3 separate regions of the Mus musculus genome follow, and regions 1 and 3 are each linked to region 2. The links are chromatin loops, found by intact Hi-C in ENCODE. Cell type or tissue: heart. All regions are shown on one strand. Region 1 overlaps 1700102P08Rik (RIKEN cDNA 1700102P08 gene). Region 2 holds the start of Klhdc8b (kelch domain containing 8B). Region 3 overlaps Usp4 (ubiquitin specific peptidase 4 (proto-oncogene)).

Region 1 (8,000 bases), 54 kb before region 2:
ATTTTCCCTAAGTTTTTTTAATGTTTGTCTTTTGTACATGTAGATGTTTTGCCTGCAGAGGCCAGAAGGCTGTGGCATCACATCCCCTGGAACTAGAGTTACTGACAGTTGTTAGGTACCAGGTGGGATCCTCAGATCTGGAAGAGCAGCCAGTGCTGCCCTCTCAACCACTGAGCCAGCCATACTCCAGCTGCCAATTTTTTCTCATTTTAAAAATTCTATGTGTGTGTGTATAGCCACAGCATGCTTACAAAAGTCAAAGGGAACCTTTCAGGAGTGGACTCTGCCCTGTGGGTTCAGGGAGCCAACTCGGGTTGTCATACTCGCAAAGACCCAAGTGTAAGAAATGTAGGCGTGAACTGTCAGCCCTGCAGAAACCTGGTTTAAACACAAAAAATAATGTGCAGCGTTGTAATAACATGTTCAGAGACCGGGCATTGGCTTTTACCGTCCTTTCCCACACCTAAGTCTATGGCTAGGCCCTGCTTCCTGGATTTACCTTGTTTTTGTTTCACCCATCTTAAAAACCTTTTGGCAGCTGGGTGGTGATGGCACACACCTTTAATCCCGGCCCTTGGGAGGCAGAAGAGGTAGACCTGAGATTGACTGAGGCCAGCCTGGTTTATAGTTCAGGACAGCCAGGGCTACACAGAGAAAACTTGTCCCTGGGGGCTGGGGGGTGCTTTTGGACTGTCTCCTTTAGGCCTATTAAGTAAACAAACTGCCTGATCCCAGGCATCCTGACCTAGATCAGGGATGATTGCATGAGATGGGACATAAATGTCTGGTCATCTTGCCTATCCCAAAATCAAGAAATTGAGAAGCCATTTAACTGCAAATATATGTATTGGTTTCATAAAGATGAATGCAGCCTGTAATGGGAATGGGTCATTACGGCTCTTAGTTTCTTCACGGATTTAGTTTCCAGTTTCTGATATTGTCATAGCATAAATGGTGGTCACCAGTACATTTTCGTCTTGGCTGGGCAAGATGGCTAATGTCTTGAATCCCAAGCCCTCAGGATACAGAAGCAGGTTTACACAGTAAGTTCAAGGCCAGCCAGGACTGTATAGTGAGGACCTTGTCTCAAAAACAATAAATCGGTTGTGTTTTGGATTTTCTGAAGTTTTTTAATATTTTCTTGAAAGAATATCTAATTCCCCATCTTCTCCCCTCAACCCCGCCCCCAATCTGGACCGCAGGAAGGATATGGAGAGAGATTTAAAAGCTGACCCAAATGTACTGCTCAGCAGTTCTAGCCAAGAGGTCACAAAGGATCTGCTAGACATGATTGGTAAGTAGAGAGCCCAGACCACATGTTCTGACCTTCAACACGCCAGGAGTCCACACATCTGCTGTTTGCTCACAGCAGACAATGAAAAAAATCAAATACCATTCCTTTCTTCAAAGAACTGATAACCTAATGAGGTCACACAGCAGTAATATCATTACAGTTTCTAATAATGATCTGGGGGTCCCTGGGGAGCAGATAGCAGCTTCTAGGCCTTAGTCCTTGAGTGTAGAGCTGCAAAAAAAAAAAAAAAAAAAAAAAAAAAAAAAAGGGATATAGGCCTAAGGGGGAAGAGACAGCAGATAGTCTACTGTTCTACTGTAGTGGAAGAAGTCTTCCTTGTAGCTGGGGAGAATGGCACCCGCCTATCCTTCCAGTACTCAGAAGGCAGAAGCAGACAGATCTATAGGAATTTTAAGGCCAGCCTAGTCTACAAATTGAGTTTCAGGCCAGCCAAGGCCACAGACTGTTGCAAAAACCAAAATTTCACATCTCCCTTAGAAGTAGCTAGTTAGCATAGTACTATATGTCCTATTTTTTCATATTTTAATTTTATTTTTAATTATGTCTATGTGTGTCTTAAGTGTGGGTATATGCATGTGAGTGTGGGCACTCTTAGAGGCCAGAGCTATTGCATCCTTCTGGGGCTAGAATCCCAGGTGGTCGTGAGCCACCAGACATGGGTGCTAGGGACCAAACGTAGGTCCTTTGCAGATCAGTAAGGGCTGCTAGCTGATGAGGCTTCTCTCAAGCCCCAGTTTTCTTTTTATTAATCTTATGTGTATGAGTATTTTGCCTGCATGTATGTATGTATAGCATGTGCATTCCTGTGCCCATAGAGGCCAAAAGAGGGTGATGGGAGTCCCTGGAAGTGGAATTTCAGAGTTGTAAGCCATGTGGGTGCTGGGAACTGAACCCATGTCTTCTGCAAGAACAGCAAGTCCTCTTTACAGCTGAGTCATCTATCTCTCCATGGCCACCCCCCACTTTTTTGGTTATTGTTTAGTTTTGAGACTCCCTAGGGCCATGCCAAGCTTTCCTTTTTCAAACAGGATCTGGCTGGGTAGGCCAGGCTAGTCTCAAACTGAAATTTTTCCTACTGATTCCTCTGTATATTGGGATTATCACTGTGCACTACCACACCCAGCAGCTGGACACTCATCCTACAAACGTCCTGTGTCTGTATGTTCTGTGTCTGTGTGCTGTTTCTAAATGACTTGTGTTGCACAGTGGACCAGCAGCTCCTGATGGAGGGATACATACCCTCAGGCATTGCCAGAAACTACTGACCTGGAAAAATCTACAGGTTAGAAAGGGCCCAGTGGGAGGCCCCAGAACCTTTATAACTTTGGAGGACTGACTGTCTCTGGCCGTTGCTTCTACCTGTCATTTCCTTAGACCTCGCCAGCACCAGTCCACATTTGGATTACCTGAAGGACCCTGTTTTTCATACCATATTGTCACTCTCCATAGGTCATGGAGTTTCATTAAATCAAGCCTATGTTGTGTGTTTAATTCATACCGATGATTGGGGTCAGATGAATTCTGGGGTAAAGGGAAGGTATCAGGCCCACCTTATATTGGTGCTCGCTTGTCTGTGCTGGGACAGGAATTCTGCAGTTGGCAGTGCTCTTCTATTTATGTGTGTCTATGGGCTTGCTAGCTTGTGGTAGCTATCAGGTATCAGGCTAGACAGGTTCTTTCATGAGTACATCAGTTTTGTGGTTTTTATCTTATGCCTGGACTGTCCTCAGGAACTTCTAAGTAGAGCTGTAAAGCCGTATGTCCTTTTTGTCCTTGTTGTTTTAAGACCATACAAGTATCCGAACTATTGAAGAATTGGCTGGAAAACTAGAATTTGAAAATGAATTGAACCGTGTGTGTGGACACTGCCAAGATTCACCCTTCAAGGAGGAAGCCTGGGCCCTGCTTGTGGATGAGAGTCCTCAGAAGGCTCTGGATGCTGACCCTGGTAGCCTCAAGCAGGCTTTGGATGATCAGAATATAGTTGAGACTGTTCTGGACTTGGAAGAAGACTACAACTTGATGACTTCTTTTAAATACCAAATAGAGTGAGGAGAGTGGATGTCAGCAGCCACAGTGGTTACCAGAACAAGTCTTCACGAGGGGTTGGCAGAGCCCAAATTGCCACACCTTGTTTAATTTCTGCTGAATCCCATTTTGAGCTGAGAGCCCAGGTTTTAGTTCTGTTATTTTGAAATGTTTGAAAAGTTTTTTTTGGACTTGACATTTTTTTTAAAGTGTATTCTTGGTTAGTGTTGAATATATACAGTCCCCAGGATAGGTTATAGGTTGTGCCTCTGCTCTTTGTCCTTGTATTCTTTTATATGAATCCCTGGAAAAATAAAAATCCAGGAACCATAAAAAGGGTGGGTTTATTACCTGGGGCTAGCCCATCACAGGTAAGCTCCTCTCAGAAGAGCCAGGCTCAGGCAGAAGTTTGACTTGGGCCCTCTCCTGCCTGTGTACTCTATTCTCCTCACACAGTGCACACACTGCACACAGGGACCCAGTCCCATGTTTTCCTCAAGTCCCTAGCCCTACCCTACACAGAGCAATGCCTCTGTCCAGGTCTGCTGCAATCAGTTTCTGGTAGGATCCCAGGCTGCCTTCTTTAGGATATCCCATGAGGCCCCTTACCTAATCAATCCTCCACAGCTATGTGGACCCTGCTGAGGGCAGGCAGGGGAAGGTAAGCAAAGGTTTACCTGTCCACCTTCACACCTGACCACTTCAGCCCACCATGAGTAGTTTTATAGCACTTAGCTGAGCCAAGACGGTGTGGAGAACCAGGCCATTGCCCCAAGGTTAGCATAGAAAAAAAAAATGGTGATGGGTGAGCTGACTCAGAGTATATCACTCAGTTATTGTTCACAGCTAGTTTGGTCTCAGGATTTGGCTCAGTTGGTACTTGACTGGTGTGTGATGGAGCATTCATGCCATCACCTGGCAATCTCTCAGCACATTTATCCACTTGGTCAAATGGACCTCCCTGATGATTGCTAACTGGTTTCCAACCAGGGATGTTCATTGGCATTGCCTGCCTGAGGCAAGAGAAAAGGCCAAGTCTAACCAGTGGCTCTTGTGGGCTAGCTGCCATTTAGTCCCTGCAGGGGGTAGCATATTCAGAAAATACTCCCAGCCTGTGTAGTGAGAGGTGGTACTGTGACTGCTCACTGCATCCTAGGCCATCTCTGCTCAGGCTGCTCTAGATGGAGAGGTGCCGGCCTATGTGAGATTCGTGTTCACACGCCAGTGCCTTGCTCAAGTGGATGTGGACTTTGTTTTGCTTTTGTTTTTTGAGAGGCTGTATATATCCCTAGGTGTCCTAGAACTCCCTATGTAGACCTGGCAGGCTTTGAACTCACAAAGATCTGCCTCTGCCTGCCAAAGGTGTGTACCAGCAGATGTGGAGATAGAGCTTAGTTCCTGCCCTTCTTACCCCATCATTACCCTTAAGAATGAATTAGGTTTGATTACCCTTACTCCAAAGACTAAAGGAAGAGCATAAACTTAAGAGTGGAAAAACATGCAGTCCCAACAAATCCTGCGACTTCTCCCGTGATGTCACATTGATGTCACATAGATGTCACCAACAAGAAGACCGGTGTGGTGGTGCACACTGGTAATCATAGAACTTGGAAGGCTTAGGCAGGAGAATAGCATGTCAGAAAAGTTTATGTAGTGAGACTCTTCCAAAAATACAGAGGGCCGGCCTGAGAGGTAGGTTTGCTGTCAGAGCAGTTGTGAGTACTTGCCGCTTTTCTAGAGGGACCCAGTCTGTATCTCAACACCCAGGATGGAAGGCTCATGACTGTTACACCTCCAAGTTCAGGGGCTCCAGAGGCCTCTTTAGGTCTCCTCTAGCACTCGTATTCATGTAACACACTAGCACAGATACACATAAAAATGGAAATCTTTCACTGGGTGGTGGTGGTATACGCCTTTAATCCCAGCAGTCAGAGGCAGGCAGATCTCTTGAGTTCAATACCAGCCTGGTCTACAGAGTGAGTTCAGGACAGGAACAGCCAGGGCTGTTACACAAAGGGACCCAACCCAGTCTTATCGGGTCTGGAGAGAACAGATGACAAAAACCAAATTTCAAAAAAACAAAAAAAAGATTAAATCTTAAAAGATGTAGGTGTGGTGGCTAAATGCCTGTAATTCCAGCACTTAGGAAATTAAGCAGGAGGCTAAGGAGGCCAAGATCATCCTGACTACTGATAGTACCGTGCTTCTCAGCCTGTGGCTCTCCATTCCCGTGGAGCTGAGCGACCCTTTTACAAGTTCACATATTGGATATTTCAGATATTTACATTTCAATTTATAACAAAATTGCAGTTATGAAGTAGTAATAGAAATAGTTTTATGGTTGGAGTCAGCACAACACGAGGAACTGTATTAAAGGGTCACAGAAGGTTGGGAACCACAGTTAGTGTACAAGGCAAAGCTGAGAAAGAACACCTCAGATCTGCGATATGCTTACAAACCCACAGTCCTCAGTCTATAACCATGAGGCAAGGTTAGACAGACCCACACAAGAGGACATTCTAGAGGTCAGAACTCCAGGATTTTCCAAGGTCATGAAAAAATGTTTCAAAACCCCTGACCTCCCGGCACTAAGAAGACACAATGGCTAAGCACTGGAGCTAAAATGGTAAAGGATGTCTATCAGTAGCAACGAGTGGAAGCTACCTGAAGGTTGAGGCTAATGTCTGGAGAGCTTCCCGGTTTTGACAGATACACCAGTTATATGCCAACACTGGAAAAGCCAGGGAGAATACACTCATGCTCACTATATTTGAGGTTTTCTATAAATCTAAAGTTATTCCTAAACTTAACATTTAAAAAATGCAATTAAGGAGCTGGAGGGATGGCTCAGAGGTTAAGAGCACTGACTACTCTTCCAGAGGACCTGAGTTCAATTCCCAGCAACCACATGGTGGCTCATGACCATCTGTAATAGGATCCAATGCCCTCTTCTGGTGAGTCTGAAGACATGACAGTGTATTCAATACATAAAAAATAAATCTTTTTAAAAATGCAATCAACTCCCACCTATTACAAAAAATATTTTCTATTTTTATCTACAGTAGATATGTATCATTTCAGTATAAAGAAATCATGTGTGTCTGCTGATCAATCCCAGAATCCAGACCAGGATAGCACTTCTCATTGAGTTTCACCCTGTCCTAATCCCCATCTCCATCCATCAGCCCTGGATAATGTCACCAATTGTCACAGTTTGTGAGAACTGAAGGGATGGTTTCCAGCCACACAGGACTCCTATAGGACCCCTGACCTGAGGGCTCTGGATCCTCAGGCTGGATGTCACAGGTCTCACAAAGCCAAGTCCTAGTTGGGGTCACAGGTCAAGGTCTAGTCTCCATCAGGGCTTTGAAGGATGAGGACGGAACCCTAACCATGCAACACTCTGAAGTGATTTTGCTTATGGTGGAGTTACTGGCCCTTGGGAATGTGGGCCCAACGCAAGAAGACAGACGAGGAAGGTGAATCCAGGCTCCCCCTGGCCAGAAAGGTAGGTTTCCCTTTAGAAAAGGCGTTATATGAAGATTAGATTGAGGAAATAAGGAATTCATGTTAAATATCATCCAAATGGTTATTTTTCATCCCTGTGGAAACATGGCAGACCCAGGTTACTCAAGTGGGCTTAGGACGACCTCCTCCTCACCCATTTACATCCCCTGGCTCACTAATGTGCCCCTAAGGCCCTTCTTGTCTTTGTCATCTGCTCAGTGGCCAGGAAGAGGAATGGTTTCCAGGAATTTGCTGAAGAGGATAGAGAAGCCTAGAACACAGCATTTAGTAGAACTAAAGAGTCCAAAGCAGTCACGCTGTGTGGCAGGTGACCCTGGTCATGCCTGACAAACGTGGAAATGTTTGGACGTCATTCAGCTTCCCTCCCCCACAGTTCATCTTGGCACACCAAACAATCACTGAATTGTTTCCGTGGAAACACCAGAGTGCAATTTGGATTACAAGAATCAAAATAGAAACAAGGCAAATTCAAGAATAAATAGGCGCAGTGGAACCTGCTAGCTGCAAACTGCAAATTCAAATCACAGCATAAGGCAGATGAGAGGTTGGGCCCATCCATCCTTGTGATTTTCAGGTTCCATGGCTGCAGTCCACCAATATGCTAAATCCAAAGCTTCAGACGTAGACTGAGATAATAAGGCAAGAGATAGTCTACAGATGTTTCTAGAACAAAAGATTGGATGGCTGGAGGAGGCTTAGGAAGGGCCTGTTGCCAAGAGAGAGTTAAATAGCAGTGGGAAGGAAGGTAGTCCAGGCAAGGGCAGAACAGCTGCAGTCAAGAGCTTGAAATTGGCACTGCCCTCAGGCCAACTACATGGCAGTGTTTCCCCACACTCCCGAGCATGGCTGCCACCCAGGCTACCTAGATACATTTCAAGGCCCTATAATTGAATGCCAGGGCACTTGGGTATTAGCAAGTCTCTGCTCCATCAGGCACTGAAACCTGCCTTCTCATCTCTAGCTCTCAGGATTCTAACCAGGGTGCCTCCTGCTCTCCACTACAGTAACCTCTTGTTCTACTTCCCCTAACTCCTTGGTCTTCTCTTGAACCTCAGAGAAGATTCCAGAAGAATCAAGGGAATAGGAGGAAACAGGCAGTGCAGTTGGAGAGCCTGTGTCCCTCACCTTT
Region 2 (8,000 bases):
TACTCCTGGGGTCCCCAGGAACCCCTCCAGGAAGGCTGGAAGCTCAGACTTTTCCAGACTGGCCACTGGAGAAGGCCTGGTCAGCTCTTAGGGCCTAAGCTGTAGACCGTGAGGCCAATGCTCTGCTCTTCACGTGTCAGAGTTGACAGAGGGCCTAGTAACTTCTAGGGCATAGGTGGAGCTAGCTATGGTTCGTGAGTGGATGGTGATAAAAATAGGTGTGAGCATGTGTGTCCTATGCTAAAGACAAAGGCTCCCCAACCCAAGCTCCTGAGGCGGTAACTCAGGTGCCCTCTCCTGTGCCTCCCTCATCCCACAGAGCCATGGGGAGCACCCTCAGCATCAAAAAGGAGCCCGATCTGCTTCTATAGTGAGCTGCCCTGGTAGATGGGTCTCACCAGGTCTTCAGACTCCATCCCGTAGACACAGTGCTTCCACCGCTTGACTTGGGCCCTGAGCCACACCCCCAATAACAAACAGTCGTGGCCCAGCCTGGAGGCTGGAGCAGGAGCATCGGGCCGTAGGCATGGCAGGCAGCACCTCCCAGCGTCTCCGTGCAAGACTGAAGCTCTCCACGGAGGCCAAAGGGCATGGCTGGTTCCCTGGAAGAGGCACATAGATGATGGTAAGGGGCTGAAGACCCCTTTGTTCCCTTTCTTGGATAATGGCCTAGTAAGCACTCCTCCCTCATGACCTAGGAGTGTTCTGTGTCTCACTGCCCAAGTTCATTCGTTCATGCTTTGTCTATTTGGTCACACTCCATCATCTGTTCTGCTCCTGTGTCTTAGGGCCCCGAGTCGGGCACGGCAGACACCGCGAGAGCTAAGTCAGGTGAATCACATGTTCCCTGATTTATAGATAGGCAAGGATCTCCCAAAGCTCTGCCACTGTTGCCTAGAGAAGGTGGTCCTGCTCAGAGACACTCCTTCCATGGACACTCACCAAGGCCCCCAATAGCCACAATGTTGCCCCCAAGGGAGCCAACCACAAAGTCAGCCCTCTTATCCCTCATCCGCAGGCTACGAGGCAGCTTAGTCCAGGAGCCTGAAAAAGAGAAGATGTAAGGTGTATGCACACAGACATATGCAGATGCAAGGGTGCACACGCACGCACGCACGCACGCACGCACGCACGCACGCACTCCCTTCTGTCCCATGGAGACAGTAAAACAGACACTGCTCACCATGCTCCAGGTCAAACATCTCCACAGTGTTGACAAAGTGCGGCCGGGAGTAGAAATTGTGGGGCCCAGGCTGCTGCAGGCCACCCAGGCTAAAGACACTGCCTTCGGCCATAGCACAGCCAGCAAAAGCTCTGCGACTGGGCAGGCTTGGGTGTCGGGTCCATGTACGGGTCTCCAGATCAAAAGCTTCAAAAGCAGTCACTGGGAGCTTGCCCTGGCGGCCTCCTGTCAAAGGAATTGAAGCACCTGGGACAGAGCCCAAAGGGCTTGGTGGTGTCCTCTCCAGGTTGCTGAACTGTCCTCCCCAGGCCCCGACATCCAGCTGCGTACATACCTGCTCATGGAGTAACCATGAGACCACGTAAACCCTCAGCACTGAATGTGATTTTCCAACCCCAGTTGGGCCACCAAGGAGGCTTCAGAAGAGACCTGGATTAGCCCCCACCCACCCACCAAAGCATCTCAAATCCTAACTTCTCAGATGAAGACTGATCCCTAATCTAGGCAACCTCCTGGACTCTTTTCCCCCCTTTCCCACATCCCTCAGCCCTTACCCAAGACATAGATCTTGTTCCCGTGCAGGAAGGTGGAGGCCCCATAGCAGGGTGTGGGCATGGAGGGTAGCGAAAGCCAGCAGTCCCGGCGGGGCTCATATACCAGTACCTGGGCCTGGGGGGCCGTGTCAGGACCCATTCCCCCCAGAGCATACACCATACCATCTGCACAGAAGAGAGTAGTTCAGACTATACAACCATGTCTAGCTGGTGGACCCCACCCTGACAGCTCCCTCGGTCAGACCCAGGGGTGGAAGGAAACCCTTGTGTTTATCAAAAACTTTGTTGCCTGTCTGAAGTTGGAGCTAGGAGAACTGGGATTCCAGCTTTGGCCTAGGCCCCTCTAAGTGAAGAGCAGGAGGCAGCTGATCTAATTATAATCCAGCCCGGTCTCCCTGGAGACGCTATGGCAACCAAATCTGGCATCTTAGCAGGCTAGCCTGGGACTGGTGGTCAGACCCGGAGGCCACCAGGTGTGTGTGTGTGTGTGTGTGTGTGTGTGTGTGTGTGTGTAGGGGGCAGGTCCCCTAAGGGGGTAGGGGTAGCGTAAGACAGTGGTAGAGGCTACAAGAGGATTTGTTCAGCATGAAGCTCAGTCTGGGAAGGGAACTTAGGGCATCAACTTGGTGAAGGCTTGGGGCTGGGAGATGAGCTGGACCTGTGGGATAGAGGCGCTGGCCACAGCTTTCAGCCTCTGGCACCCTGTCAGCACCTCTACACCGTGCTGCTTCGATAGAGCTGTTAGGTGCTCAGAGTCAGCTAGGGGCACATCCACAGGCCGTTGGGTGATATTGCCTGGCAGCTGGGGGCTTCCATGGCAACCATCTCCAGGTCGGCTTGGCCTTTGTCCACATCAGGATCCCTGGTGTGTGCTAGGGGTAGTGGGGGGGGGGGCACTAAGCACTTAAGCACTTGCTGGGCTCAGAGCCAAGGCCTTGCTCCCCTCCCCCTCCATACTATTTATAACTATGAGAGAGTCATTAGGCCACACCCCCCACTGCCTCTTAGTTACAAAGAACAGGACAGGGTAGTGGCTGGGGTCTCCCATTTTTCTGGGGGACCTTCTGGGCTCTGACCCCCCACCTCACAGCCCAGAAAAGGCAATTAACAGTAAACTGCGGCAAGCCTAGGTAAGAGAAAGGAGGCAAAGCCATGTCCAAGGCGGCACTTATCCAGCCTCTGTGATAATGGACTCTCCGGCAAGAGAAAAAAAAAGGAAGCTTGGGGCAACTGAGGGATGTTCTAAGCCACTCACCTCTCTCCACAGTCGCAACACCCATGGCCGCTTGAGGGAGGGTAGCCCGGCGCTCCCAGCGGCCTTCGTCAGCCAAGAAGGCCTCCACAGCAGCTACTGGGCTTTGGACTTCGTCCACGCCGCCTACCACTAGCACCTGCTTACCCAGAACCACAGCAGCGGCACCAGCCCGGGCAGTGGGCAGGGGTGCTAGTGCTAGCCATGTGTGTGAGCCCATGTCCAGAGTCTCAGCAGTATCCAGAGGTAACCCAGCCCGGCCACAGCCCCCCAACACCAGCAGGTGTCCGTCCTGGTGTGCCACTGTACCATATACCCGGCAAGTCGGCATTGGGGGGAACACCTGCCAAGCAAAGGCCCGACCACCTCCTGCAGCCATGGTACTCGCTCACTGCCCGTGGTAGGCCATAGTATCTGCTCAGGCTGTGGGCCTCACTGGGGGGACATGATAAGGCCTCATCTTGATTCTGTCAGGGCTGGATGGGTGTGTCTGCCCAGTCCAAGGGATCTTGCCTTGACCTGGAGGGGAGGCAGAAAACAAAGGGTCAGGGCCACTGTCAAGAAACAGATGAACAACATGTAGCTGAAGGCAGGCCAGGCCCAAAACCACTCGTGCAGAAAGACCCACACCTTTGACTAACACTCTACTGGTGAAGGTCCTTCTATAGTGGGAAGAATAGATTCCAGGTACCCAGAAGGCGTTCTCGGTTCTTGTGGGAACATGAGGGATTCTTCCCTCCCCAACCTTAAGAACTAGCAAATAGTAACTTGATCAATTTAGAGTGGAAGGGAAGATAGAGCCCAAATCTCCATCCTAGCGTGCTTCCTGTCCCAACAAGTCTTATCTCAGTGCTCCAAGAGAGTTCTGCATCCTCTACACACTGGCATCTAGTGTGCCTTCAACAACCTGGGTCCAGCCATCAGGGTCCCTCATCCTGTAGTCCTTACAAGAAGGATCTTCTACAAGGTATAACCATTTATATCAGCAAAAGGCCAGTCTCATATGCGAGACCCAAAGGGGCTAGACTCCAGGATTCCACACTCCCTTTGAAGTCCATCCTTTATGGGTGTGGCGATGCCAGCAGATTCCCTGCTGAGGAGGTTTTAAAAGGCTGGTGTAGAGAATCTCTTGAGCACAGGATTAGAAGGTCCCTGAGTCCAGGGCTTTTCCTGTAGGAATAAACGGCTGGATTCCTGACACCCCCCACCCAAGAGCACATTCCTTAGCCTCCCCTTTTGCTGTGTGTGTATCTCTCTGTGTCTATGTCTCTATGTGTATGCTGGGGGTCTCCACTCTCAGTCCCGGGATTTAACAGGGACGGCCTCCTGGCCCCAAACTTCCAACTCAAAGGAGAGTGGGGGGCGGGTCTGGCTAGTGGGTTTAATTAAGGTTCTATCCTTCATGCCCCAAACTTCCCCTGCGCGAGGTTCCCGCGGGACTCACCTGCTGGATCTCAAATGTCGCCAGGGCACGGGGTCCGCTGTTCCGCCTCCGCCTCCGCTGGCTCCGGCTAGGGCTGAAGCTGGGCTCTGGTGGGGCTCCCGCACCGCTCCGGCGTGGGGCGGGGCTGGACCGGGTCCGCCCCTCGCTCCCCCCTCCCCAGATTCGGGGAAACCTCCTCCCGCCTTAACTCTGCACATGCCACGGCAGGAGTAGGGCGCACCGACCCACGGTCACCCAAAATGAACAGACAGGCATATGGACATCCGGCCGGCCAGGATTTAGGGCTCTACCTGGGGCGATGATAGAAATGAGGCAGCGGCGAGCAACACAACACCGGTATGGTGGGATCGGAGGCGGGTGTCGTTGTGAGTCGGATCCACTCTGGGTACAATCAGCCAGGGGCTAGCCAGTGGAACCTGGGGCCTTTAGGGGTCGGAGTCCGCCCATCACAACTGAGCTTGGAGGTGCCAAACCACAAGCTTCCCAGCGGCGCCCCCTAGAGGCCACTAGGGCTGTAGCCTGGGCCTCTGGTTGGGGAGCCCAGCCGAGCTGTCCTAACCATGACACAAAGCAGGACACAGAAAAGATCCCTTAGTGTATATGGAGACTAGCAGCTTGTAGGGTGGAGGGGCAGACTGTACTAGCCTTGGGGCCTATCTAGACCTTCTTTATAGAAAAGTAGGTTATTTTTGCTTCGATCCGAGCAGTGGATGTGCACAATCAGCCAGATGCCAGGAGTCTCTCTGCCTAATGCTACTCTGGGGCTACTACTCAGAGGTTGGGTGACTGTTCATCTTCAGGGTACAGAGCTCATCTCTAGCCAACTCCGTGGTCATGTGATAGCAAACTGGTGTGACAAAGACTCCCCTGGAGTGAGAATTCTGAAATTTTGATTTCTTTTAACATCAGAGAAATCGTATAGGAATATGTTTTTGTTTTAATGCCAGGTGTGGAGATACGGGGCTGCTTCCCAGCAGCTGACTACGATTTGCCTGTGTTCTAGCAAAAGCAGGGTTTTGCCAGCTGCACATAGTTTCTGTGATTGTGTTATGTTTGGAATTCTGGGTACTTCTCAGAGGATATAAGTTTGAGAGCCCTGGGGGGTGGATGGGTGGTTGTTGGCCATCAGTGGGGAGGGGACTAGTTGCAGTTTGTTAGTTGTCAAAAGAAATTAGATTCAAGGACCTCTATTTATCTCTCCCCTCTATCCTTCTTTCTCTCCTATCTAGTGATAGGGGTTGAAACTGGGGGATGAAGGGTGGGAAAAAAACCCACAAAGTAGCAAAGACCAGCTGCATCCACCTACCTCTGATTCACACTTTGGCTCAGCCTATCTTGTGAGCATTCTGATCAGCCGAAGCTTCCAGTTGGAAAGCTTGTGTGAACAGCTCCTGCACTTGTCTGTGTCTGCTCATTGATTCCGACCCTTTTGTGTACAGTGTTTAGCTTAATTTTCCCAACGCAGATCTTGAGGCAGTGACACAAGTGTGTGTGGTTAGTGTAGGAGGTGAAGCCAGGAAGCACCCGCAGAGAAGTAGCAAGAAGACCAAGGAAAGCAGCCAATAAAGGAGGTACCATCAGTTACCACCGTGGGTAACTGCAACCTGGGGATTCTGGGAGGTGACTAGAAACATGGGTCTTATATTGTTACTGCTCCCAAGAACAAGGGGACCTAAGAAACCCACCTTCACATCCCCAGGGATCATACAGTACTAATGCCTTTGCATGCCCAAAATTCTGACTGTCCAAAATGTGGATGAACCCTTCTTTATGACTAAATAGAGCCTATAGCTCTCTCAGTGGTTGTCAGTTTGAAGTGAAGGGCATGTCTAGAAATGATGGCGCAAAGACTGGCCTCAAACTGCACAGACTCTAAAGGGCCCTTCTCTACCACTCAGTGCCAAGTCTCCCATCCTCAGGCTGCTCCTCACTTGGGGCTCTGGTATGTACCCCATGTTCTCGTGTCCTCATGTTCCCCACTGTCCCTGTTCTAAGCCCCCTCTGCTTGCTTTCCTACTGTTTACCACTTACAAGCATCTGCTTTTTAATGTCTCCCAGTCTAAGTCAAGGCTATCTCTTTCTGCTCCCTCTGAATTCTGAAGCCATCTGTCCCCAGATGCCACTGCCTTGTTATCTGCCACCTCGTCTCTTGCTACTTCTTCCTCCAAATTGTTTTTGAAGCAATTGCAATTCTTGTTTGTTTCTAGACAGGGTTCTCTGTGCAGCAGTCCTGACAGCCCTGGAACTCGCCTTGTAGACCAGACTAGCCTGTAACACAGAGCGATCTGTTATCTGCCTCTTCCTCAACCCCAGTGCTGGGATGAAAGGCCCCAGTGAACTTTTTTTTTTCTTTTTTGAGTCAGATCTCCTGTAGCTCAGGCTAATCCCAAACTTGCTACATAGCCAAGGATGACTGAATTTCTGATTCTCTTATTCCCTCCTCCCAAGTGCTGGGGTTACCTTGCCCAGTTTTTACCTGTGATGAGGAGCGAACGCAGGGTCTCTTGCACGCTAAACAAGGACTCTATCAACTGAGCTCCATCTCTAGGCATCAAAGCTGCTTTTGAAAAGTCACCATGTGTATTAGTCCACACTCTGCAGGGGAACAAAACCAACAGAATGAACACAAACCACAGGGGCTTTAGACGACAGAAAGACAGTTTGCAGGATGGGAGCACTGGTTGCTCTTTCAGAGGACCTGGGTGTGGTTCCCAGCACCCACATGGCTGAACTACAGTTCTGGGATCGGAAACCCTTTCCTCACCTCTGCAGGCACCAGGCATGCACATGCACACACGTACACATACGGGCAAACAGTATGTGTTCACATAAATCTTTAAAAATTTAAAGGATAGGGGGCTGGAGAGATGGCTCAATGGTTAAGAGCACCGACTGCTCTTCCAAAGGTCCTGAGTTCAAATCCCAGCAACCACATGGTGGCTCACTACCATCCGTAATGAGATCTGACGCCCTCTTCTGGTGCATCTGAAGACAACTACAGTGTACTTAGATATAATAATAAATAAATCTTTTTTAAAAAATTTAAGGATAAAAAGGAATTTAATAGACTGACTTACATCATACAGTCTGAGCGCTACAATTGTGGCTCTCTTCATGCTCACCACAGGCTGAGAATCCATTGGTGACTCGGTCCTGGAGTCTGGTGCCTCAGGAGTCACAATCTGGCATTGAAGGGTTCCTAGAGAAACCACTAGTCTCCCATCCATACCGAAATACCGAAGAAGCTGGGTTCTGATATCTGTGAAGGAATGAAGTGGCAGTGGTGGCAGTGGAGGCAGTGGTGGCAGTGGAGGCAGTGGTGGCAGTGGAGGCAGTGGTGGCAGTGGAGGCAGTGGGGGCAGTGGAGGCAGTGGGGGCAGTGGAGGCAGTGGGAGCAGTGGGAGCAATGTGCTGTTTTGGCTCTGCTTCCCCACCATTCACTGCATGATTGGCTCAAGATAGCAACCAGTGAACCTTCGAGGGGAAGCTGGGTGAGAGTAGCCAGATGGGAAGAGACCTCAGGCAGTGGTGGCAGTGGTGAGCTTGACAAGAAGACTCTTGGGTGCG
Region 3 (8,000 bases), 69 kb before region 2:
GGCCGTCGAGTGCTTCCTCGGGGGCTGTGCTCTATGGACAGCCCCTTCTTGTCTCTGTCCCTAAGCATAAGCTAACCCTAGAGTCTTTGTACCAGGCTGTTTGTGATCGTATCAGGTTGGTACTGGAAATGTAATCGCATGGTTATCTGAGATGAATGGGTTTTGCACTTGTTTTTCTGTTGATACCATGTACTCAGCTTTGAGAAAAGGAACTGTGCCAGACCCTGAGAGGGGCAGAGGGGGGCAGAGGCTAACAGGACGGAGTAGCTGGCACATGTAATCTTATCAACTACCTTAGGATGGAGGGTGCTGAATGGCATTCAGCTGGAGGAGAAGAGGGCTTGCCTAGCATGCACAAACCCCTGTGTTGACTCTCCACAGCCCCGTAAACCAGGCATGGTCACAGTGCACTCCTGTAACCTTAGCACGTGAGATGTGGAGGCAGGCGAATTGGGAGCTGAAAGTTTCCCTTAAGTATATAGCAAATTAGAGGCCAGCCTGGGGACCATAAAACACTGTTGCAATCAAATCAAATAATGCACATGACATTCCCAGAAGACCTGGAACCAGCCTTTCTCGGTATCTTTATTGACTTAGTAAGTTAACCTGTGATCTCTTAGGTGGTTCTTAATTTCTTGAGCCATTACATTATGCTTATGGATATCTGAATATGTGAATTACGTACTGCTTCATAGCTGTATTGTAGAAAAAGAGTTAAATGTTAATACTAACAATCTTTTTTTTTTTTTAAGCCGCTACATAAAACAGCCTTTGCCTGATGAGTTTCTCAGCTCACCCTTAGAGCCTGGGGCCTGCAATGGCTCTAGGAGTAGCTATGAAGGTAAGCACTCCTGCTGTGGGGCTGTGGGGCTGTGATGACCTCATTGCTCCTGATTTCCCTCCTCTTGGAAGGTGTTAAACACATGGATTTATTTGAGTCTGGACTGGTAGAGTGTAGGATCTCTTAGTCACCATTAACCTTTGGATCTTGTAGAATGGTTTTGGATTCCTGCTGACACACATTGTGTTCTGTCTCAGACACACTGAGCCTGGAAGTACTGGGTAACGAGGCTAAGGTTATGAAGCAGGGCCAAGATCTGTTTGATTGTACAGTGCTGGTCATCAAGGCCTTGCATGGTCACTGCCTGCTGTGCTCCCTTCCCGAGCTCCCGGAGTCCGAGTTTCCTCCTTATCTGTTAGCATTTACTTCCCTAGCATGGACTCGTACACACCGTTCAGCATGGCTGGGGACCCTTTACTGCCCTAAAAGGACAGGTTTCCCGGCCAGCTAATCAGGAGGTTGAAGCTGGCTATCTTGGGCATTTATTTCTGACTTCCTAGGAAACAACTGAGTTTAGGTCATAGGAGAGAAGAAAGTCACAGTTGAAAAACAGTGCAGTGGGTTCATTGCAAACCCCAAGGCCTCCGTCCCTTCCTGTGGCCAGTGTGCCTGGTCTGCAGTGTGTAGGTGATCATGTGCCTTTATTCCTATAAATCCATAAGTCATCTCTGAATTCTTTGGGTTTTTAAGTTTTTTGTGTATTACTCTTGTATCCGTGTGTGCATTGTCTATGCATGGGTGTGTGTGGAGGCCGAGGGTGACGTTTTGGAAGTTAGTTCTCTCCATTTGTTTTTATGCAGGTTCTGGGGAGCAAACTCAGATCCCCACACTCATGCAGCACATGCCTTTCTCTGTTGACTTTAATGCTCCCTTTGTCTCTCTAACCCGGGCTGGGCTAGAACCCACTGTGCAGGTTACGCTCGCTTGCTTGCTCTAACCCGGGCTGGGCTAGAGCCCACTGTGCAGATTACACTCGCTTGACTTTCCTTCCCAGTCCTTCCAAGCACTGAGATTGCAAGATTTTAAATCTGACTTTAAGATTTTCTTCCTTGCAAAACTGTTCTTGGGTACTGAGTGTTCCATTTTAGTGCATCTCTCTGGGAAGCTAATGATGAAGTCAAGGGGAGAACCATGTGATGTGAGGGGCTGCTGCCAAAAGACTCACTTAAATTCTCAACCGTGGCGGCAGCGGTAGTGGTGGTAGTGGTGGTGGTGGTAGTGGTGGTAGTGGTGCACACCTTTAATCCCAGCACTGGGAGGCAGAGGCAGGTGGATCTCTTGAGTTCCAGGCCAGCCTGGTCTATGGAGTAAATTCCAAGACAGCCAGGGCTATTAAAAACAAACAAACAAACAAACAAACAAACACCTCTCTCTTGAGAAACAAAGTAAATGCATTCATTCTCTGGGTATCTGGTACCTCATCATGGAATAACATGCTTTGTCTGCCTCTTGGGGGCAGTCACTTGTTAAATCAAGTATCTAATAACTATGGAGATGTATAGGGGTGGATGCACTTCAATATATACAGCAAAGGGGCTGGAGACATGGCTCAACAGTTAAGAGCACTGACTGTTCTTCCACAGGTCCTGAGTTCAAATCCCAGCAACCACATGGTGGCTCACAACCATCCATAATGAGATCTGATGCCCTCTTCTGGGGTGTCTGAAGACAGCTACAGTGTACTTATGTATAATAAATAAATAAATAAATCTTTAAAAATATATATACAACAAAATATACTAGGAAATAATAATGCACTTTAGAGTAAATAAATATTTTATGGTTTCTTTGTGGGTTATGTTGTTTTGAGGTAGGGTCTCCTGTAATCCAGACCAGCTGCAAACTTGTCATGTGGTTGTGGCTGGCCTTGAACTCACTGTCCTTTCTCAGCCTCCTGAGTGCTTGGGTTATAGATAGATATCACCATACCTGGCTAAGTATGGGACTTCACAGATTGTTTTTCATGTGTATCAGGAGATGAAGAGGAAGAAATGGATCATCAAGAGGAAGGAAAAGAGCAGCTTTCCGAAGTGGAAGGCAGTGGTGAGGACGATCAGGGAGATGACCATAGCGAGAGCGCCCAAAAGGTGAAAGGCCAGCCGAGGCACAAGAGGCTCTTTACCTTCAGCCTCGTGAACTCCTGTGGAACTGCTGATATCAATTCACTGGCAACTGACGGGAAACTCCTCAAACTCAACTGTAAGTGCTTGCTTGCCCCTTCAGGTAGACTTGGGGCACATAAGAGCTCTTTAGGAATCGTGTTACTTCATATCCCCTACATCAGGTGGTAACTCTTTATGTAGCTCTAGGGTCAGACATTTGAGTGCCTTGGAGAACGGTTGAGGACACACATCTCTCAAAGGAGTTTTACCCTGTTCCCTTCGGTAGTAGAGTGGCAAGTTTAAGACAAGCCCCCCCCCCATTTTTGTTTTTGTTTTTGTTTTTCGAGACAGGGTTTCTCTGTGTAGCCCTGGCTGTCCTGGCACTCACTTTGTAGACCAGGCTGGCCTCGAACTCAGAAATTCGCCTGCCTCTGCCTCCCGAGTGCTGGGATTAAAGGCGTGCGCCACCACGCTCGCCCCCCCCCCCCATTTTTATGTGTTGACATTTTACCTACTTGTATGTCTGTGCACCATGTTTGTGCCTGGTATCAGTGGACACCAGAAGACAGCATTAAATCTCCTACAATGGAAATTACTGCTGTGAACCACCAAGTGGATGCTGGGACCTGAACTCTACAAGAGCAAGAAGTATTCCTCACCATCTCTAACCCCAGGAGGTTCTAACCCAGACTTCCTATGTAGCTGATGCTGGCCTTGAACTTCTGACCTTCCTGTCTCTATCTCTTGAGTCTTTAGATTTCAGGCATATGCCACTATGCCCAGCTGTCACCTTAATCCTTGATGTTCATGACCTCAGAAGCAAACAGGCTTCCATTGCTCTGCGAGAGCTTTCCTCTGGCTCAGTGATTCTTAGGGTCATGCTAGGAGCATTTCTGTAGACTTGCTTCACTCATAAGAATAGGTGCATTTGTCTCTTTGTTCCGTAAAAATACTTAATTGTATATGATGAAGCTAGAGGTAGTTGTGGATTGTAATCAGGACAGCGCTTGGGCGCTTGGGGAAAAAGCATCTCTAGGGGTGTGGACATGCATCATGTGCGATGCCTCCATGGGCAGGGCGGACGCTGCACCCTTTGTCTTCTACCTTAACTACTTATGTTAGTTTCCCCCCCTTCCCCTTCCCCTCCTCCCCCCCTTGCCCTTCCTTCCCTTCATTTTTTTTTTTTTTAATTTTTTACCTTCCCTTCATTTTAATTAAAAAAAATTTTTTTTTGTTTTGTTTTTTCGAGACAGTGTTTCTCTGTATCCCTGGCCTCAAATTCACAGAGATCCATGCCTCTGCCCTCCAAGTGCTGGGTATTAAAGGTGCCTGCCACCATTACCCAGCTTTAATTTTAAAAATTAGATTCTGGGGCTGGAGAGATGGCTCAGCGGTTAAGAGCACTGACTGCTCTTCCGAAGGTCTTGAGTTCAATTACCAGCAACCACATGGTGGCTCACAACCATCTGTAATGGGATCCAATGCCCTCTTCTGGTGTGTCTGAAGGGAACAACAGTGTACTCACATAAAGTAAATACATAAATAAATCTTTAAAAAAAAAATTAGATTCTATGTGTTTGAGTGTTTTCCTGCATATATGTATGTGTACTATGTGTGCCTGGGACCTGCAGAGGAACTAAAGCTGTAATAAATTATGAGCTCCCGCCTTGGGTGTTAGGGACTGAACCCTAGTGTTCTACAAGAGTAATAAATGATCTCTTACTACTGAGCCATCTTTCCAGCCCAACCCATACCTTTCAAAAAAATTTTATGTGAATGGGTATTTTACATGTATATATATGTGTGCACCATATGAGTGCCTGCAGAGGCCAGAAGAGGGCATCCGATCCCCCGGGACTGGAATTTCAGACAATCAAGAGCCTTTGGGTGCTGGTAATTGAACCTGGGTCTTCAGGAAGAGCAGACAGGGCACTTAGCTGTCAAGCCATCTTTCCAGCCTCCTCCAGCTTTTTAAATGTTTCATGTATTTATCAAGACTAAGGACTGACCTCAGGAACTTGCACATACAAGGCAGAGGCTCTAGCACTCACTGTAGTTCCTGGTTCCCTTTACACAGTCTTTTATCTGAGTTTTTATTGCTGCCTGTCTGTAAGCTTACTACATGCATGCCTCGTGCTCACAGAGCCCAGGAGAGGTTGTCAGATCCCCAGAAACTAGAACTACAGACTACTGTGAGCCACTGTGTGGGTGTAGGGAGCTGAGCTTGGGTACTCTATAAGAGCAGAAAATGCTCTTAATCTCTGAGCCATATCTACACTCCCATTTACATTTTTATTTTGTTGTTTTGTTTTGTTTTTCGAGACATGGTTTCTCTGTGTAGCTCTGGCTGTCCTGGAACTCACTCTGTAGACCAGGCTGGCCTCAAACTCAGAAATCCGCCTGTCAGATTCTGGGTTTTGGGGGTTATCTGTAATATTAGGGGAGACTTTGAAGCTGTGGGAGGTTGAGATTCAAAAAGGCTGCCCCAGGTTCTAGCATTGCTCTCCTCAGTGGCTGGTGGTGGGTGAGCAGGTGTGGTGCTGCTGCCTGAGTGTGGCCCTTCTCACTTGGAGAGCCTCTCCTGGTGTTGGTCATTCCATAATGAGTGACACTATGGTCCCCTCCACAGCTCGATCCACACTGGCCATTGACTGGGACAGTGAGACCCGAAGCCTTTACTTTGATGAGCAAGAATCTGAGGTATGTCATTTGGGGTTTGTGGTCAGTGCTGTGTTCTGGCTTCTGCTCTGAAAATACATTGATGTTCATCTCATTGATTGGACAACAGTTAAATTTTCCTTATGACTTGAAATGAAAAGCACCCAAGACTGCCATTCTGTGTGCAGAGACTGCAGAAAGCACGGTATATTCCAGGCAGAGCTTGAGCATCCCGTGAGCCGCCAGGAGGCTTCACAGCAGAACTCAGTGCTTCTCTCCGCAGGCCTGTGAGAAGCACCTGAGCATGTCACAGCCGCAGAAGAAGAAGAAGGCGGCAGTAGCCCTGCGAGAGTGCATCGAGCTCTTCACCACCATGGAGACCCTTGGGGAGCATGACCCCTGGTATGCAAGTCCCCGAGCTCTGAGCAGGGGACCTATGTACCCTAGGCTCTGAGGTTTGCTGGGACCACCTGTGTGCACAGAAACCTCCTCCTGTGCCTGGACAGGTCATCTTTTCTTAAGCAGTTCTGTAAATATTTGTGTGTGAGAGACGACTGTTTGCTGGACTGAGAAAAGCCACTGCTCTGATGAGAAGGCAGGGGTTTGTTCATAAGTCCTGGGGTTGAGTCCTGCCTGGAAGGTCTCCTTGTGACCTCCTGCTGCCCTGGCTAAGTAAGTCTCTTCTGTCTTTAGGTACTGTCCCACCTGTAAGAAGCACCAGCAGGCAACAAAGAAGTTTGACTTGTGGTCTTTGCCCAAGATCCTGGTGGTTCACCTCAAGCGTTTCTCCTATAACAGATACTGGCGGGATAAACTTGACACCGTGGTGGAGTTCCCAGTCAGGTGGGTGTGTGCACAGGTGCTGAGGAGGGAGGTGAGAAGATAGATGCTGGAGTTAGATTGTAGTACTTGGCTCTGGGAGGTTGACTTGTGACTTGTGGAGCAATCCTTCCTTCCCCTACTCGTGGGAAAAGTCACTACTAGAAGAGTCCTGCTGATTGTGTCACTGCTGATCTGCTTGTATCCTCACACTGGTCTGTGGCCTGTCCTGGCCGTCATTGCTGTCAGGGAACTTGGCTTCAGCCAGGACAGCACAGGCTCAGTTCTGTTTCTTATTAACAGGGCGAGGCAACCAGGTTAGCCTACCCGCGGGAGCTGATGTTCAGCTGGGTGTGGTGTCGCATGCTTGTAATTCCTTGCTCGGGCAGGAGGATCATTGATTGAGTTTAAGGCCACCTTTGTAGTTAAAATTTTGTTTACTTTTTTTGTTTGTTTGTTTTGGTTTTTTGAGACAGAGTTTCTCTGTGCAGCCTGGGCAATCCTGGAACTCACTCTGTCATTCAGTGCCAGTCTTAGCCCCCTGAGTGCTGGGATTGAAGCCTGTGCCTCAGCCTGACTGTTATTTTTTACCTTTTCTTTATTTTTGAAAATTGTATAATGGGCTGGTGAGACTAGGCAGCTCATTGAGAATCCTTGACCCCCAAGCCTGCTGACCTGGATTTGTTCCCAGACTCAGGGTAGAAGCAGAGAACCAACTCCTAAAATTTGTCCCCAGCTCTTTCTGCAGTGTGGATTTCAGTGCAGAATACAGAGGTAATGCTAACATATCCAGTTTTTTGGCCCCCAACAACAATTCCCTAATGTCAGCAGAAAGTAATTATGCACGATTGAGTCACTCCCCTTATTCCTTTGAAGAGGCAGGCAGATTTCTGAGTTCGAGGCCAGCCTGGTCCACAGAGTGAGTTCCAGGACAGCCAGGGCTACACAGAGAAACCCTGTCTCGAAACACCAAAAAAAAAAAAAAAAAAACCAAAAACCAAAAAACAAAATGATGGAATGATAGCCTAGTCAGGTTAGAGCAGGTTCTTGCTCTCCAGTCTCTGTAGGATCATCTGGGGCTAGGGACATGCAGTTAGCAGTTGGAGCAATTTGCAGCCTTTAATTGACTAGAAATCTGCTCAAGCAGATACATATTAAGGGTAGAAGCTAAAGCTAAGGAGTTTGGGGAAATTTTTTTCTTAGGTGTGCATTAGAAACTTTTAGGCCCGTGGTCCTAGTAGTTGGGAACGGGAAGTCCCAAGACCAGGGAAAGGGGGAGAGGAGAGATCCCAGGCTCAGGACCAGGCAGGTGAGGAAACAGGCTGTTGACTGAGTCCATCTGGAGTCCATTTGACCTGTGAGAGGTCGATTCAAGGCGATTCCCTGAAGCTTCCAAGAATTGTTATTATTATTATTATTATTATTATTATTATTATTATTGGTTTTTTCAAGACAGGGTTTCTCTGTGTAGCCCTGGCTGTCCTGAAGCTCACTTTGTAGACCAGGCTGGCCTCGAACTCAGAAATCTGCCTGCCTCTGCCTCCCGAGTGCTGGGATTAAAGGCGTGCGCCACCACGCCT

Evidence for each region. Hi-C counts contacts between places; a loop is a spot of excess contacts. Peaks named below come from ENCODE experiments on the same cell type or tissue, not always from the same donor. Only the 100,000 strongest peaks of a DNase experiment are listed, where the experiment ranks them.
Region 1: it touches region 2 in a loop (2.2-fold over the local background); 11 of 42 quality-filtered maps call a loop at or near these places.
Region 3: it touches region 2 in a loop (2.2-fold over the local background); 7 of 42 quality-filtered maps call a loop at or near these places.

What each region holds. Positions count from the first base shown.
Region 1 is chr9:108,394,092-108,402,091 of GRCm38, forward strand. It overlaps 1700102P08Rik (RIKEN cDNA 1700102P08 gene), which reads left to right. Exons shown (of 4, transcript NM_053216.2): 3 at 1,203-1,294; 4 at 3,102-3,679. The coding sequence ends at 3,367. Among named protein-coding and RNA genes, the nearest start is that of 1700102P08Rik, 5.3 kb to the left of the region's middle. In heart, no CTCF peak of the experiment used is centred here; DNase peaks (open chromatin) are centred at 7,210 and 7,670.
Region 2 is chr9:108,447,884-108,455,883 of GRCm38, forward strand. Klhdc8b (kelch domain containing 8B) reads right to left here and starts at 4,918. Exons shown (of 6, transcript NM_001359428.1): 1 at 4,434-4,918; 2 at 2,993-3,508; 3 at 1,738-1,902; 4 at 1,184-1,408; 5 at 943-1,044; 6 at 1-602. The coding sequence starts at 3,368. The coding sequence ends at 406. It also overlaps a transcript of Ccdc71 not described here. In heart, a CTCF peak has its summit at 4,935 (motif pointing left); DNase peaks (open chromatin) are centred at 2,158, 3,368, 4,698, 4,748 and 1 weaker place; H3K4me3 peaks cover 4,389 bases; H3K27ac peaks cover 5,597 bases.
Region 3 is chr9:108,378,513-108,386,512 of GRCm38, forward strand. It overlaps Usp4 (ubiquitin specific peptidase 4 (proto-oncogene)), which reads left to right. Exons shown (of 22, transcript NM_011678.2): 14 at 1-115; 15 at 753-841; 16 at 2,816-3,040; 17 at 5,573-5,643; 18 at 5,885-6,003; 19 at 6,295-6,444. Among named protein-coding and RNA genes, the nearest start is that of 1700102P08Rik, 10 kb to the right of the region's middle. In heart, a CTCF peak has its summit at 4,762 (motif pointing right); no DNase peak of the experiment used is centred here.